Regions from separate parts of the Homo sapiens genome. Here region 2 is linked to region 1. The links are chromatin loops, found by intact Hi-C in ENCODE. Cell type or tissue: gastrocnemius medialis. All regions are shown on one strand.

What was found. Peaks named below come from ENCODE experiments on the same cell type or tissue, not always from the same donor. Only the 100,000 strongest peaks of a DNase experiment are listed, where the experiment ranks them.
Region 2: it touches region 1 in a loop (2.6-fold over the local background); 3 of 110 quality-filtered maps call a loop at or near these places.

The regions. Positions count from the first base shown.
Region 1 is chr17:65,402,130-65,410,129 of GRCh38, forward strand. No RefSeq gene overlaps it. Among named protein-coding and RNA genes, the nearest start is that of LINC02563, 51 kb to the right of the region's middle. In gastrocnemius medialis, no CTCF peak of the experiment used is centred here; DNase peaks (open chromatin) are centred at 3,612 and 5,112; H3K27ac peaks cover 3,489 bases.
Region 2 is chr17:65,458,978-65,466,977 of GRCh38, forward strand. No RefSeq gene overlaps it. Among named protein-coding and RNA genes, the nearest start is that of LINC02563, 5.4 kb to the left of the region's middle. RefSeq lists enhancers at 1,016-1,649, 1,650-2,283, 2,284-2,916. In gastrocnemius medialis, no CTCF peak of the experiment used is centred here; DNase peaks (open chromatin) are centred at 1,814, 2,234, 4,464 and 5,132; H3K27ac peaks cover 4,846 bases.

The sequences.
Region 1 (8,000 bases):
ATATAATTTTTTTTCTGTGTATGTATATATATATTATATATATGAACAAAAGAATCAAAACTGGAACAGAGTGTGAGCACCAAGAGAAGAGTATCTGGAAAGGCACCAAGCAATTATATCCAGATCCACAGCCAAGCAAAGGCAAGTTATCAGGCAAGTTTTTCCATAGAAATACTTGGTGCCTCCAATACGGCACTGAATTTAAGTCCAGCACAGCATCAACTCATGGCTTTCACCAGAGCCTGAACTTGAGAGCAACCACATGAAACAGTCCTTCTTCTACTTATCAGTTAGGTAGAGGAAGTGTCATTAAGTAGTTCAGCCTTCAAGGTTCTGATTTAGGTACCAAAAACGTGTCTTGGTATACCCGTGTCAGTGAATGACCAAGAAAACGAATCCAATTTTCTCTCTGCTCCATACTGACCATAAACGCCTTGACAATCGTAAACCTGAGATCTGCAGACAGAGAGCAGAAGGCAGATGCTTCAACATCGGGCTCAGCCCTGAGCTGGGAGCCATCCCGTGTCTTGGGTGACACAGCACCACACCTTCGCCCCCATGCAACCACTCTGCAGTCCAGCCGGGACTCGGCCCCGCTTCCTAGCTGGGCAGAGAATACCCCTAACATTTGCAAATCAAATGCCTCATTCAGCTCCTCCCAGTTGATGACCATGGAGATGCTGGAGGACAGATGGGCCACCTGTCAAAAAATCTCATCAGGGGAGAGACAGTCAGGAGGGAAAATGTCATCTGCTTAGAGGAGGTCCTGGCTCAGCTGGGGTCCAAGTAAGTCAGTCTGCTGAGTCCTCCCCTCCAGGCATTCCCAGGAAAACTGAGTAGGCTATGGCCAGTCTCTGGGCTTATTCTGTTCCATGGGGGATGTCGGGGGTAGAGTGGGTAGGGGAGTTTCTGGCTGGGGACATCTACACTTTTGGGTCCCCCCACCCCCACCAATGTCCCAGCTGTAAGCCTCTCCAGAAAACAAGGCCTTCCTGCTTTTCCCTAGGCTGTGCCTCCGAGCCCCTCCACAGACCCCAGGGAGGGGGAGAAGGGGGCCCTCAGGCACATGGCCTGCAGCCCATCCATCTCAGCCCATCAGGCAGGCAGGGCTGAGCTGCATCTCCCCACCACTCCCACCCCCCAGCTGTTGCCATGACAGGCCTCTGTGCAGTGGAGATCCAGGCAGCCCAGACACTGGTGGCCAGGGCACGGAGGGTCAACGCCGTGGCTGGGGCAATGCCATATGCCAAGGCCCGCGGCTCCGGGCTCTATCCACCAACAGTCGCCCACTGGGACCCCTCCAGCTCATTGTTGAAGCAGCTGGGGGGCGGGACATTTTATGCTTTGTTGAGAGATAGTCTGCCTTTTTCATCTCTTCCCTAGACCTCTGGCCCCCAACAGAGGCCTAACTATGTTCAGCCCAAGCGCACCAATTGGCTACGAGCCGGGGCTACGTGAGGGCAATGTTGATGCGGCCAGGGTCGCAGAGTGGAGTCAATGGTCCACACCCCCCACTCCCACCCAGGCCCAGAATCTAGCCCCCACGAGCAAAACTCAAGTTTGACAAATTCCCACAGCACAAGCGACCCAACCCATCCGAATTCCAAACCTGTACTGTAATTTCTCCACCCTTATATTCTGTGTGTAGGAATCTGATAAAACAAAAACTCAATCACTCCCACAAACAATGCCTGCTGCCCCATCCATTCAGGGTAACAGATCAAAGGCACCAAGGACAGACAGAGTCATAAACATCAATCTCAATCCCCCAAGAGCTTTATCCCTGGATCTCCACCCCACCCATTACAAACGTACAAATGTGGTCTGGAGGCTCTGGGATGAGTTTCAGGACAAGTGTCTTTACTTTCTGTGCAAGCTGGCCAGGGGAAAAGTTCTAGGGAAAATAAGCTTGTCAAAGTCAATTTTTAAAGGCTTGCTTGTAACTGGAGTGAAGCTTTTAGTTTTTTCCTTCCTTATAACTTAACTTTTAGCCAATAGGGAAGTTGCCTGGCTAATAGGTAAGTTTGTGTCAGTTGGGGCTACAGGAAACTACCTATTACTATCATTTTTAATTTTATTCACTCATTAAGTATTTCTGGAGGGGTTTCTTTTTTTTTTAAGACAAGGTCTCACTCTGTTCCCCAGGATGAAGTGCAGTGGCGCAATCTCAGCTCACTGCAGCCTAGGCCTCCCGAGCTCAAGCCATCCTCCCGCCTCAGTCCTCCAAGTAGCGGGGACTACAGGCGTGAGCCACCATGTCTGGCTAATTTTTTAATATTTTGTAGAGATGTGGTCTCACCATGTTGGCCAGTCTCAAACTCCTGAGCTCAAACAATCCTCCTGCCTTGGCCTCCCCAAAGCACTGGTATTACAGGCATGAGCCACTGAGCCCAGCCAGGGTTTCTTTTTACATAAGCTCAGAAGGACACCTACTAGAGTTCAGAACCCACTCTGTTTTATGTGAATATAATATTCCACTCCTCAGAGGGCCGTTACAGCAGTGGGTCACTCTAATTGCTATACTGCCATGAGAGTTTCTTTGGGGAGTCCAAGCGACACATGAGAACTAGAACTTGGATAGACCTGGATTTCAATCCAGCACTGCAATTCATTATCTGTGAGAGCCTTGATCTCCTCTTCTATAAACCTTATAGGACTGTTGTGAGGATGAAATTGTCAATAATTATAATGGCAAATTCATTGAATTCTTAGTATGGACTAGGCATGGTGCTAGGCACATAAACCTTTCTTATTTAATCTCAACTACACTATGAGATAGGTATTACCATTATTTATATTTCAAAAATGAAACAGGAACAGAGAGGTCAAGCAAGGTGCACAAGATCACACAGCTACCTAATGGTGTAGTTGAGATTTGAACCCAGACAAACATGCATGAACATAAAATTACAATGTGGAGAACAAGTGAAAAAAAGATGGACCTGTGCTATCTGATACATGAAGACAGCACAGACAGAACATGTCCACCATCACAGAAGGTTCTACTGGGGGCCAGGCACAGTGGCTCATGCCTATAATCCCAGCACTTTGGGAGGCCAAGGCAGGCAGATCACCTGAGGTCAGGAGTTCAAGAGCAGCCTGGCCAACTTGGCGAAACCCTGTCTCTACTAAAAATACAAAAATTAGCCGGGTAGGGTGGCAGGCACCTGTAGTCCCAGTGATTCAGGAGGCTGATGGAGGAGAATCGCTTGAACCTGGGAGGTGGAGGTTGCAGTGAGCCAAGATAGTGCCACTGCACTCCAGCCTAGGTGACAGAGCAAGACTCCATCTCAAAAAAAAAAAAAAAAAAAAAAAAAAATATATATATATATATATATATATTACATGAAACCTCAGTGTATTCCATAAACAAAAGTGCCACATCAATTAGCATTTATTAATTTTCTAAAGTCAAATTAGACCAGGCACAGTGTTTCACGCTTGTAATCCCAACACTTTGGGAGGCCTAGGCGGGTGGATCACTTGAGGCCAGGAATTCGAGACCATCCTGGCCAACGTGGTGAAACCCCATCTCTACTAAAAATACAAAATTTATAGCTGGGCATGGTGGCATGTGCCTGTAAGCCCAGCTACTCGGTTGGCTGAGGCACGAGAATCACTTAAACTCAGGAAGCAGAGGTTGCAGTGAGCCGAGATTGCGCCACTGCACTCCAGTCTCCACTGCACTTCAGCCAGAGTAAGACTCTGTCTGAAAAAAGTAATAATTTTAAAAATAAGGTCAAATTAATAACATTTACTAATTACAAAGTCGGTGATAAACATGATTTTTATATATGGTAATTTATATACTACTTATTTTTAAACAATTTTTATTGTGAAATATTACATATGCATATGAAAATGCATAGAAAATAAATGTGGAGCTTAACGAATAATTACAATGTCGATGCCCAGGTAGCCACCATCCATGTGAAGAAATTGAACATTGCCTGTAATTGAGTCTCAATTTCCTTTCCACCCCGCTCCCTGCCCCTTTCCAATCACATCCCCTTCCACCCGCCAGAGTTTTCTGCCATCATGAAGCTGTTTCAGTTGATGAAAACAATGTTAAATTTAGGGTTATAGATGCAAAATCAGCAAACAGCTTGTGAGTTAAGAACGATTTCTAGGGCTACAGTGGCTCACACTTGTAATCCCAGCACTTTGAGAGGCTGAGGTGGGAGGGTCCTTTGAGTTCAGGAGTTCGAGACCAGCCTAGGCAACATAGTGAAACCCCGTCTCTACAAAAAATAACAAAATTATTCAGGTATAGTGGAACACACCTGCAGTCCCAGCTACTCAGGAGGCTAAAGTGGGAAGATTGCTTGAGTCTGGGAGGTCAAGGCTGCAGTTAGCCCTGATCTCGCCACTGTACTCCAGCCTGGGTGACAGAGCGAGACTCTGTCCCAAAAGAAAAAAAAAAAAGGCTTTAACTTTTTACGTGGTTGCAAAAAAAAATCAAAAGAACATTTCATGACACATGAAAATATATGAAATTCAAATTTCAAGGTCCACAAACAATGCTTTATTGAAACAAAGCCATAATCATTCTTTTACATATTGTACGTAGCTGCTTTTCTGCTGCCAGGGCAGAGTTGAGTAATCAGGACATAAACTGCATGTCCCACATGCAATTTATCACCTGGCTCTTTATAGAAAAAGTTCGCCTATCCCTCTTCTAGATGATAACTCATTCTTAAACCAGCCTCAACATCCAATGTATAAATTATTTCTACATTTTCATTTTGGCTATACAGTAATAAAAAACTTTTGATTCACACAGACTAGAGGTTGAGAATGGTTTGTTTGTTACACACCTCACCTTGCAATCTTAAAATACTCTTCAATTTTAAGAGGATCTGAAGACTCAAAAGAGTAGCCTGAAACTTTATTTCCAAGTTGAAATACACACAATATCTTACCTTGGCTTACATTCTTTATCGGAGATATAGAAGTGAAAGAGGAAGCATCTTTAACCTAGGATAAGTGCAGAAAACATCTATAATACCATATTATCAGGACACATATTATGTTTACTCATTATTGTGCAACTGACAAGACAATGCCAAGAACATGCACTGAGCAGATGTGCCTGAGTTCTGTCTGCCAGTGAATGGAGTCGAGCCCACGTCAGCTGTGGCAGTACAAAATTTCATGTGAGCAAACCTGCAAAGCCTGAACTTAGGAAAAAAGCAATTCATTCTTTCTAATCAATGACACATTGACAAGGATTTAAATTGACCTACAGAGACAATAAGTTACGAAAGACATTGGTGGTTTCTGATGTGTTACCATTTGGTAGATAACACTCATGTGTAGACCTGTTGTTTTTGATAACAGTTTTTGAAAGTCTTGATTTTTTAAAATAGAAATTGAATGCAGTGGTTGGGGAACCCCCAGTTACTCACACATGTTCCACTGGAATGTTCCCAGGATGAGAGAAAAAGTTGGGATTTGTTGTTGATGATTCTAAAGTAGTAATTTTCAGAGTCCAAAGATGGAGATGACTCTGCATATCAGAATTGGGGAAGGAGATGTTATATTCATAACACAGACCGCACAGAGTCAAGTCCAACAAAGCCTTCTTCTTGGGGCCTATGTTGTAAAAAGTTAATGAGCTCTGCCCTGGGACAGAGCTGAGCTGTCATTAGCATGCTTTGTGAAGAGAGGAATCAATTAGCCCACGGCAATGGCTCCATCACCTTCCCAGCACCTTCTAGAACGGCTCCTAACACTCCTTCACTCAGCCAACTATCTTTTCCCAGTCTTTTTCTCGGTTCTGTTCTCCAGCCCCACAACTCCACTGTCCTATGGACCACAACTTTCCTGACCTCCTGCTGCTCTTTCCTCTCTCAGTGCCAGGCCCAGCTGCACCATGTCATCTGCAGACTGATTCCAGAGGCCCCTATCCTGTACCAGGTGATGCCTAACAACTGAAACTGGCCCAAGACCATCAGTTCTTGCTCTGTCCCACTCCAAAACTACATTTCCATGGACTGATTCAGTATGCATCCTTGTGCTAGCTTCATACCTTCTGCCGTATATAAGACTCATGAATGGTACTCAAAGATTCTCATTATATTTTTAATGATTAAAATACTATTAATTGACATATTTATTTTAAAATATTATTTAAATTTTAAAATCAGTTCAATATTATTAAAATACTTATTTTAAAAGGAAATGTTATATTCATCCCTTTGATGGAAAAGAAGCAGGACTGCCGTGCATAAAAGATACCTCATAAAAATCAATGCAGTGGGAACAAAGCAACATTAAATTAGATTCTACATGGGTCCTACTTCAGCTGAGGGTTCTAAGCCTGGATCTTGTTCTCTGCCGTTTAAAGGTGGGGGAGATTAACAGGTTAGAGGGGTGTTAAAGCCACTCTCATCCCAGGCTGAGCCTTTCTTCTTGCCTGAGATCAAGAGGATTTAAAGAAAGTTGCAAGGAGGGGTAACTGTCTTGCTCTGTGATTCGACACTATTTAGGCTGTATTCCTTTACAGTCTAAAATCATCTCTCCTTCCTAGGAGTCACACACATCCCATAGATTGGGAAGCAACACACAGGCATACCTCGGATATTGCAGGTTCAGTTCAGACCACAGCAATAAAGTGAGCCACATAAATTTTTCTGTTTTCTCAGTGCCTATAAAAGTTATGTTTACACCATACTGTGGCCTATTAAGGGTGCAATATCATCACTTCTGGGGGAAAAAAAGGCCATAATTAAAAAACACTTTATTGCCTAAAAATGCTAACAATTATCTGAGCCTTCAGCCCGCCATCATCTTTTTGCCTCGATGTTGATGGCTACTGACTCATCAGGTGGTGGTTGCTGAAGGCTGGAGTGGTTGTGACAATTTCTTATAATAAGACAACAATGAAGTTTGTCACATCAATTGATTCTTTCACAAAAGATTTCTCTGCAGCATAAGATGCTGTCTGAGAGCATTTTACTCACTGTAGAACTTCTTTCAAGATTGGAGTCAATCCTCTCAAACCCTGTTGCTGCTTTATCAATTAAGTTTATGTAATCTTTCAAATCCTTTGTTGTCTTGTCAACAATGTTCACAATATCTACACCAGGAGTAGGTTCCATCTCAAAAAACCACTGTTCTGTCAATGGAGCAGAATAGAGAACCCAGAAATAAATCCACATATTTGCAGCCCACTGATTTTGACAGAAATATCAAGAACACACTTTGGGGAAAGGACAACCTCTTCAAAAAATGGTGCTGGGAAAACTGGATGACCATACACAAAAGGGGGGAAGTAGACCCCCATCTCACACCATACACAAAAATCAACTCAAAATGGATTAAAGACATAAATGTAAGACCTGAAACTATGAAACTGCTAGAAGAAAACATAAAGGAAATGCTTCAGGACATCTTCTAGGCAAAGATTTTATGAGTAAGACTAAAGGCACAGGCAACAAAACCAAAAATAAACAAATGGGACTACATCAACTAAAAGCCTTCTGCATAGCAAAGGAAACAATCAGCAGAGGGAAGAGACAACACACGAAATGGGAGAAAACATTTGCAAACTATTCATCTGACAAGAGACTAATTATCTAGAATTTACAAAGAACAGCATAAAGGTAAATAATTCAATTTTAAAATGGGCAAAAGATCTGAATAGACACCTCTCAAAAGACATACAAATGGCCAACAGGTATATAAAAATGCTCAATACTACTAATCATCAGGGACATGCATATCAAAACCATAATGAGATATCATCTTACCCCAGTTAGAATGGCTATTATAAAAAAAGACAAAAAATAATAAATGCTGGTGAGGATTCAGAGAAAGGGAAACACTCGTGCATTGTTGGTGGAAATGTGAATTGGTGTAGTCATTATGGAAAACAGTATGGAGGTTCCTCAAAAAACGAAAGAGAGAACTACCATAAGATCCAGCAATCCCACTACTGGGTATTTATCCAAAGGAAAAAAAAATCAGAATACCAAAGAGTTACCTGCATCCTCATG
Region 2 (8,000 bases), 57 kb after region 1:
TCTGGAGCTAGTCCCCAGATGCAGACAGATCTACTGACCGAACCACGATCACTCCAACCCCAATCTCCCAAGAGGTTCTGAGGATACAATAGTTCTCAATCCTTAGGTACACACATTGTTCACAGGGAGTGACTCGGTGGTTATTAATGGCTTATTAGGCTGTTCTTGGAGGTAATTTACATCTCGTTTGAGCCTCTGCTTTTCAGGCATTTTTCTGCAAATGGCTGTAGGCTTTTTTCTAAAAAAAAAAAAAGAAACTAAATCCATTGAATACTCATGCATATTCTCCAAAATGCCTTAAATCAGTACCTAAAACTTGAAACTAGTTTTTCCCCCATTGAAGAAATTATCTGGCCCTGATCTCTCTTACTTGCTGTCCTGTGATTGAAAAGAACTTTTGTGGGGGAATTTTTAAAATAATTGCCACCAAATACTTCAAATGGAATTCAGATAGCAGTCTATTTCACGTTTCATGCTTTTGTGACATTCTTGCTCAGGAATGAATCTTTTATGAAAGGTCTATTTTAAGTTGCACCTTCCAGAACTTTATTTTTGTCTCTGAAAGAAAGAGGCAGAGCAGAACCTGGATTCTTCCAATTCACCGATTTACTGTGAGCTTAGGATTGGCTCTCCTGGGGGTCGGCGGGGTGGGGGGTGATGGGCTTCCAGCAGAGGTGGGGGGCACTGGCTTTGCACTCAGCCTTGCCGTTTTTTTTCAATCAGGCTGTTTTATTCAACTGAAAACAACCCCCCGAGGATTTAAGCACGCCTTCTCGCGCTTTCTCCAGCTCCTCCCTGAAGGTGGAAAAACTCACTTGATCTTAAGCACCAACTGCTGTCCGGTCAAATTTCTCACCTCTGCCAGGGAGCCATGCCTTCGAGTTCCCAGCGCCTCGTGGGGTCTGCAGGCTGGTTGTGGCCTCTGTCAGCGGACCCAGAGTTGTTTTTCCAGGTGTGGGGGAGGGCTTCCCCTGAGCCTTCTCCGCCCACTCCTGTCTGTTCATTCCACAGATTTTTTTACTACCTTCCTTAAGAGAAAGTATCTAAAAACTCATAAATGAGGCAAAAAGACACCTTCATGCCCTTTCCCCAAAGCCACCCTAGCATTGTGTAATAAGTCCTGTGTTAGATTGGGTTCCCTTGATACCGACTCTGAGACAGGCAGGTGCAAGACCAGGGTGTACTGGGGCTGCTCTGGGGAGGAACTCTTGTGGAAAGGGAGGCATGGGTGAGGGTGAAGCTCACCCGCAGTGAGGCTGCCGCTGAGGCCTCAGCCTGTCCCATGGAAAGCTCTGGAGCCCAGGTGGCCATCGGTGTTGTTGCAAATTAAGGCAAGAGCACCAGGCTTTGTATCACCTGTTCAAGACCAACCAGAAGTAAGGGAGGGAAGGTATACACGTGGGGGAGGAAGTTTCCTTCCATCTCAGGTGATTTCCAGGTAAGAACAGAGCTGTAAGCCATCTACCCATATCAGCAGCTGATACTCCCAGCAGCTGTGGGGACAGGGCTGAACCCCAAAGAGGGGATCTGGGTAATACCCGAGGGTCCGTCAATGTGAAGGGATGGGCACTTTGACTTAGTACTTATTGCTGATTAAGGCCCAGATTCTAGATGCTAACTTAAAGGAAATTGCTAAGTTGCAAATAATGTTTGTCTGGTAGAGATGCAAACAATTCCTGTCTGATAGAAAAGATAGCCCCGGGCTGGGCACGGTGGCTCATGCCTGTGAGCCACTTTGGGAGGCCGAGGCAGGGGGATCACCTGAGGCCAGGAGTTCCAGACAAGCCTGGCGAACATTGCGAAACCCCGACTGTACTAAAAATACAAAACAATTAGCCGGGCGTGGTGGCAGGCACCTGTGATCCTAGCTACTCTGAAGGCTGAGGCAGGAGAATTGCTTAAGCCAGGGAAGCGGAGGCTGCAGTGAGCCAAGATCGCGCCACTGCACTCCAGCCTGGGCCACAAGAGTGCAACTCCATCTCAAAAAAAAAAAAAAAAAAAAAAAAGATAGCCCCGAAGGTTATAGTTTCATTGTCCTATATATAGGACATAAACCAGTTTTGAATTTGATTTAGCAAAACCATTTTCAGTACTCCCTCTTTCAATGGCTACATCTACGTGAGTCTGTCATATACTCCTGGGACCAATGTTACCATCCTGCTGGTTTCCTACTCTCTTGCCTCACCCTAGTCCTGGCCCCAGCCCCCATGTTCCCTATATTTGCCTGAGTCATGTTTTCAACATTTTTTTTTTTTCGAGACAGGGCCTTGCTCCATTGCCCAGGCTGGAGTGTTGTGATTATAGCTCACTGCAGCCTTGGCTTCCCAGGCTCAAGCAATCCTCCCACCTTAGCCTCCTGAGTAGCTGGGGCCACAGGCATATACCACCACACCTGGCTAATTTTTTTTTAATTTTTAGTAGAGATTGGGTCTTGCAGTGTTGCCCAGGCTGGTCTCGAACTCCTGCACTCAAGTGATCCTCCCACCTTGGCCTCCCAGAGTGCTGGGATTCCAGGTATGAGCCACTGCACCGAGACATGTTTTCAACTTTGACATCTGTGAGTGCCTCCTCTAGAAACGGTGTTGATGCAGCCACCCTCTGGTGAGCTCTGGTGATTTGTCAGGGTCTGTACCTCACTCTAGATGTGATCAGAGGTAGACACGTGCCTACTATGATCCAGGCGTTGTCCCAGATGCAAGGATGAAGCCAAGAGGCTCTACAGGTGTGTTGCAGCTGAGACCCTAGGGCCAGTCAAAGCTGGGCTCAAACCTCACTGCTCACTGTTAGCCATGTGATCCCGAACAAATGATTGAGCCTGTCTAAGCCTCAGTTTTCATATCCTTAAAATAAGGCTAGTAACAATGAGTGCCTTGAGGAACTAATGCCCATAAAATGCTTTGTCTAGGGAATACTATATTCAATGAATGGCAGATATTATCAATAACCATTCTCTATTTTTATTGTGGTAAAATGTATGACAAAATTCACCATTTTAATCATTTTCAAGTGTACAGTTCAGTGGAATTAAGTCCATTCACATTGTGGTACAACCATGACCACCACCCATCTCCAGAATGTATTCACCTTTCCAAACTGATCCTTTGTGCCCATTAAACACTAACTCTCCATTCCCCTCTCCCTCCAGTCCTGGGTATTCACTATTCCACTCTCTGCCTCTATGAATTTGGCTACTCTGGGTACATCTTATAAGTGGAATCATACACTATTTGTCCTGTTGTGTCTGGCTTTTTTCACTTAGCATGATGTCCTCAATGATGTTGTAGCAGTATCAGAATTTCATTCCTTTTAAGGCTGAAAATATTCCATTGTATGCCTGTATATCACTTTGTGTTTATCCAATTCCTCCATCAACCAACATTTGGGTTGTTTCTACCTTTTGGCTATTGTGGCTAATGCTGCTACGAACACAGGGACACAAATATCTGTTCAAGTATCTTCTTTTGATTCTTTTTGGCATATACCTAGAAATGGAATAACTGGATTGGATAGTAATTCTATATTTAATTATTTGAGAAGCATCCATACTGCTTTCCATAATGACTGCATTATTTCACATTCCTGCTAGCGACGCACAAGAATGTTAACTTTCCCACGTCCTCATCAACACTTGTTATTATTTTCTGTTTTTTGTTTTTTTATAACAGGCATCCTAATTGGTGCAAACTGGTATCTCATCATGGTTTTTATTTGCATTATTTGCATTTTCCTAATGATTAGTGATAGCGAGCATCTTTTCACATGTCTGTTAGCCATTTGCATATCTTCTTTGGAGAAATGTCTACTCCAGCTCTTTGCCCATGACTCTCATTGGGTTGTTTGTATTTTGTTGATGTTGAGGGGTAGGACTACTAGCTCTTCTTTTTTTTTTTTTTTTAATTGAGACGGAGTCTCGCTCTGTCACCCAGGCTGCTCTGTCACCCAGGCTGGAGTGCAGTGCTGCAATCTCAGCTCACTGCAAGCTCCACCTCCCGGGTTCACACCATTCTCCTGCCTCAGCCTCCCGAGTAGCTGGGACTACAGGCGCCCACCAACACGCCCGGCTAATTTTTTGTATTTTTAGTAGAGACGGAGTTTCACCTGGTAGCCAGGATGGTCTTGATCTCCTGACCTTGTGATCCGCCCGTCTCGACCTCCCAAAGTCCTGGGATTACAGGCGTGAGCCACCGCGCCGGGCACTACTAGCTCTTCTTAAGAGGAGGAAAGCCACTCTGTGTCCTCCCAACAAACACTCATACACACACTCCAGGCGATGGCCATAGAGTCGAGCCAATGGGACAGAACCCTGAAACACAAAGCAAGGAAGTGCTGCAGCAGTGCACGGACTTGCCTGGAAATCAGCCCCATGAGTCAGGGGTACAGGCTGTACTCATAAGCGGGATACTCCAGCCAGCCTCTGAGCACACTGGGACATTGGTTTCATGAGTGCAGCACACTCTAACCCAGTGAGATAAGAGGCTACAGATGAAGCAACTCAAATACCAAGACAACTTGGCTCAGCACCCGCTGGGAGAGGACGTGGTCTTTTCACTCCAGCTTCTGTACTGGGCTCGTCAATCTCACCTTGCTGAGAAGCTGAACAAACCCGGGCCTGCTCTTCTCACCCTACCTGATGCCAAGGCGATGAGGTAGCCAGTGACCAGGAATGTCTGAGCTTAAAATAGAGATGCCCTGTGCCAAAATGAAGGCTTTCCTTTGGAGTAAGTAGAAGCACCCTGATGTCTTCTAAAAGTCTGGTCCGGTTTCTTTGGGCCATGCATCTAGCCCAGAGCCTGGAACATTAGAAGGGGTTTAACAAAAGTTGCATAGAACTTTATGGCCCTGGGTGAAACCTGGGGAGAGCCCACAGAAAAGTGACTCTCCCCCTTTGTAATGAAAATCAAGGCACCCGCCTTCCTGAAAATCTGACATCCTCACAGCCATCTGAAATCGTTTCCATGGCAAAGCAATGAACAACACATTATATTCATATTAATTTTCTAGGGCTGCCATAACAAAATACCACAGGCGGGGTGGCTGAAACACCAGAAAAAGTTCTGGAGCCTAGAAATCAAGCTCAAGGTGTTGGCATGGGTGGTTTGTTCTGAGGGCTGCCAGGGGAAATCTGTTCCGTGCCGCTCACCTGACTTCCGGTGGTTTGTATTCTTTGGTGTTCTTCGGCTTCTACTGCTTCACCTCAATCCTGGCTTCACCTTCACGTGGTATTCTCCCTGTGCTTCTGTGACTTTCCATAGTCATCTTCCTATATGACGCCAGTCATACTGGACAAGTGGCCTGTCCTTCTCCAGTACAGCCTCATCTCAACTTAATTACATCTGCAATTACCCTGTTCCCAAATTAGGTCACCTTCTGCAGGACTAGGGGTTAAGACTTCAACATATGAATTTTGGGGGACACGATTCAACCCATAACAGCATCCAAAATCTATTTCAGCCTGTATCAAAACATCTTACGTACCCCTAAATATATACACCTATTATGTACCCACAAACAATTTTTTTAAGTAAAAGAAAATTTAAAAATGAAATCTATATCTGTCACCTCTTTTCATTCGGAAAAGCCACAAAATAGCAATGATAATATTTCCCAAATAATGTTTGCAGAAGGTTTCTTTTCATTTGGGGAATCCCTACCCCCTAGCACAGGCCTTATAGAAAAGGTAACAACACAGGTTTCAGAGTCAAACAGGCTTTGCCTTGAAGCCCGGCCTCACCATTTCCTTCCTGGATGACCTAGAATGTGTTACTTAACCTCTCTAAGGATCAGATTTCTCATTTATATACAGAAGATAAAAATATTGGGTTGGTGCAAAAGTAATTGCAAAACCCACAATTACTTTTGCATCAACACTAATAATCAAATTGCAGAGTTGTTGGGGCAAAGAAGGTAACATGTATTACTAATCCATAATAAAAGCTTAGATGCATCAGTGTGGGAGAATGCTAATTGCCGCCTTTTCTCGTAGCAATAGAGACCCCAATTTTTAGTGGTATATGACTACCCAACTTCTCCATGCTGCTAAGTGTGATCCTGTGGCCAAGTTCAGCCAATGGCATTGAAGTACACGCGTCAAGTGGCAGCTTCTAGGAATCTTCACTAAAGCGAACGCTGTGCACACTCTGACTTTCTTCATTATCTCTTCCACCTGTCTGTTGTTGATGGACATGATGGCTGGAGCTGGAGCTGCCACCTTAGACCATGAGGTGACACTGGGAATGGAGACATGTATGGTGGACCAACAAGACAGAAGGAATCCAGGTCCATAATGCTTCCTAGAGCAGAGCCCCACACCCATCCTGGACCACCTGCCTCTGAGGTTTTATGGGAGAAAGAAACAAATTAGCATCTTATTTAAGCTGCTGTTACTTGGGCAGGGGCGGCCACTATTACTTGGCAGCTGAACCTAATCCTGACTGATACAGTTGGGTCCTTTCCCTGGCTCATACCAAGTGATCCTTAAATGTGTGTTGAATTGGATTATGCCTGTGGTGTTGCATCCAATTTCACAAGTTTCCATAGTTGGACTTCAGGGTTAGGCGTTCTGTCTCTGAAGAGCAGAGGGGCAGGTGCCTCTCCTTCAATCCATGTCCCTGTGCAAGTAGTGGTGAGTTTGTGACTCAGAATAAAAACCCCTCTAGCCCTTTGAGCACAACGGAGCCTGTTACTGAAGGCCTGTGCGGTAGTTTGTTCTATTTGCAGTAGAATGAGGGTGGGTAAGAGGGACGAAGAGAAAGAAGTAGAGAAAAAGCAAAGCAGTTCTCTGTGCCATTCCACTTTCTCTCCCAATCTCCCAGGAATAGGGATACTATTTCTTTTTTTAATATAGTGCTTTTTTTTTGTAGAAATACAGGGTCTCACTAGGTTGCCCAGACTAGATTCAAACTCCCGGGTTCAAGTGATCCTCCTGCCTCAGCCTCCCAAGTAGCTGGGACTACAGGCATGCTCCACCATGCCTGGTGCAGAGTTGCTATTTCTTGAATACAGTTTATATCCATGATTACCAATCCTGCAGGCCAGAGAACATTTACCCTGCTTTGTACACAGTGTTCTACGGTTTGCTCAAGGCTCACAGCTATGGAACCACAGAGCCAGGATTGGAGTCCACGTCTGCTGGGCTTCAAAACCTGAGCTCTCCTCAAACCCACATATTATACATCTCCCCCAAAACCTATCCATCTTGCTGTTTGGAAAAACTTGTAATCCCAGGCCTGCAATCAAGTTGTTCTGAGTTGCTGTGACAGCAGGAGCCCACCACAATCCAGGACACACAAGGTGGCGGAGAGGATGGGCTTCCAAATGCTGGGATATCAAAGTACAAATCCCTGCTCTCCGGCTCAGCATTTGTGTGACTTTGGGTACATTCCTCGGCCTCTCCATATTCATTTCTTCATCTGCAAGCAGTAAGAACACCCATCTCAAGGGTTTTCCATGAAGGCTAAGTTTTAACCAATGTGATAACTTATATAAAGTGTCTGGCAAAAGAAGGAGCTTGTATTAGTCCATTCTCACGCTGCTATAAGGACATATCCAAGACTGGGTAATATATAAAGGAAAGAGGTTTCATTGACTCACAGTTCCACAGGGCTGGGGAGGCCTCAGGAAACTGACAATCATGGTGGAAGGGGAGGCAAACACGTCCTTCTTCATATGGTGGCAGCAAGGAGAAGTGCAGAGCGAGGCAGGGAAAGGCCCCTTTTAAAACCGTCAGATCTCATGAGAACTCACTCACTGTCATGAGAATAGTATGGGGGGAATCACCCCCATGATTCAATTATCTCCCTGTGGTCCCACCACCTGGGATTATTACAATTCAAGATGAAACTTTGGGTGGGGACATAGCCAAACCACATCCGAGTTCAATAAGTATAACTAGTAACTCTCTTCCCCTTGGTTTTTTCTAGAAATTCTGCCTAGTAAGAAATACGCGGGAACACATGGGGCAAATCTAACTGGTCCCTCCAAACCACCCTCAAGCCCTTTCT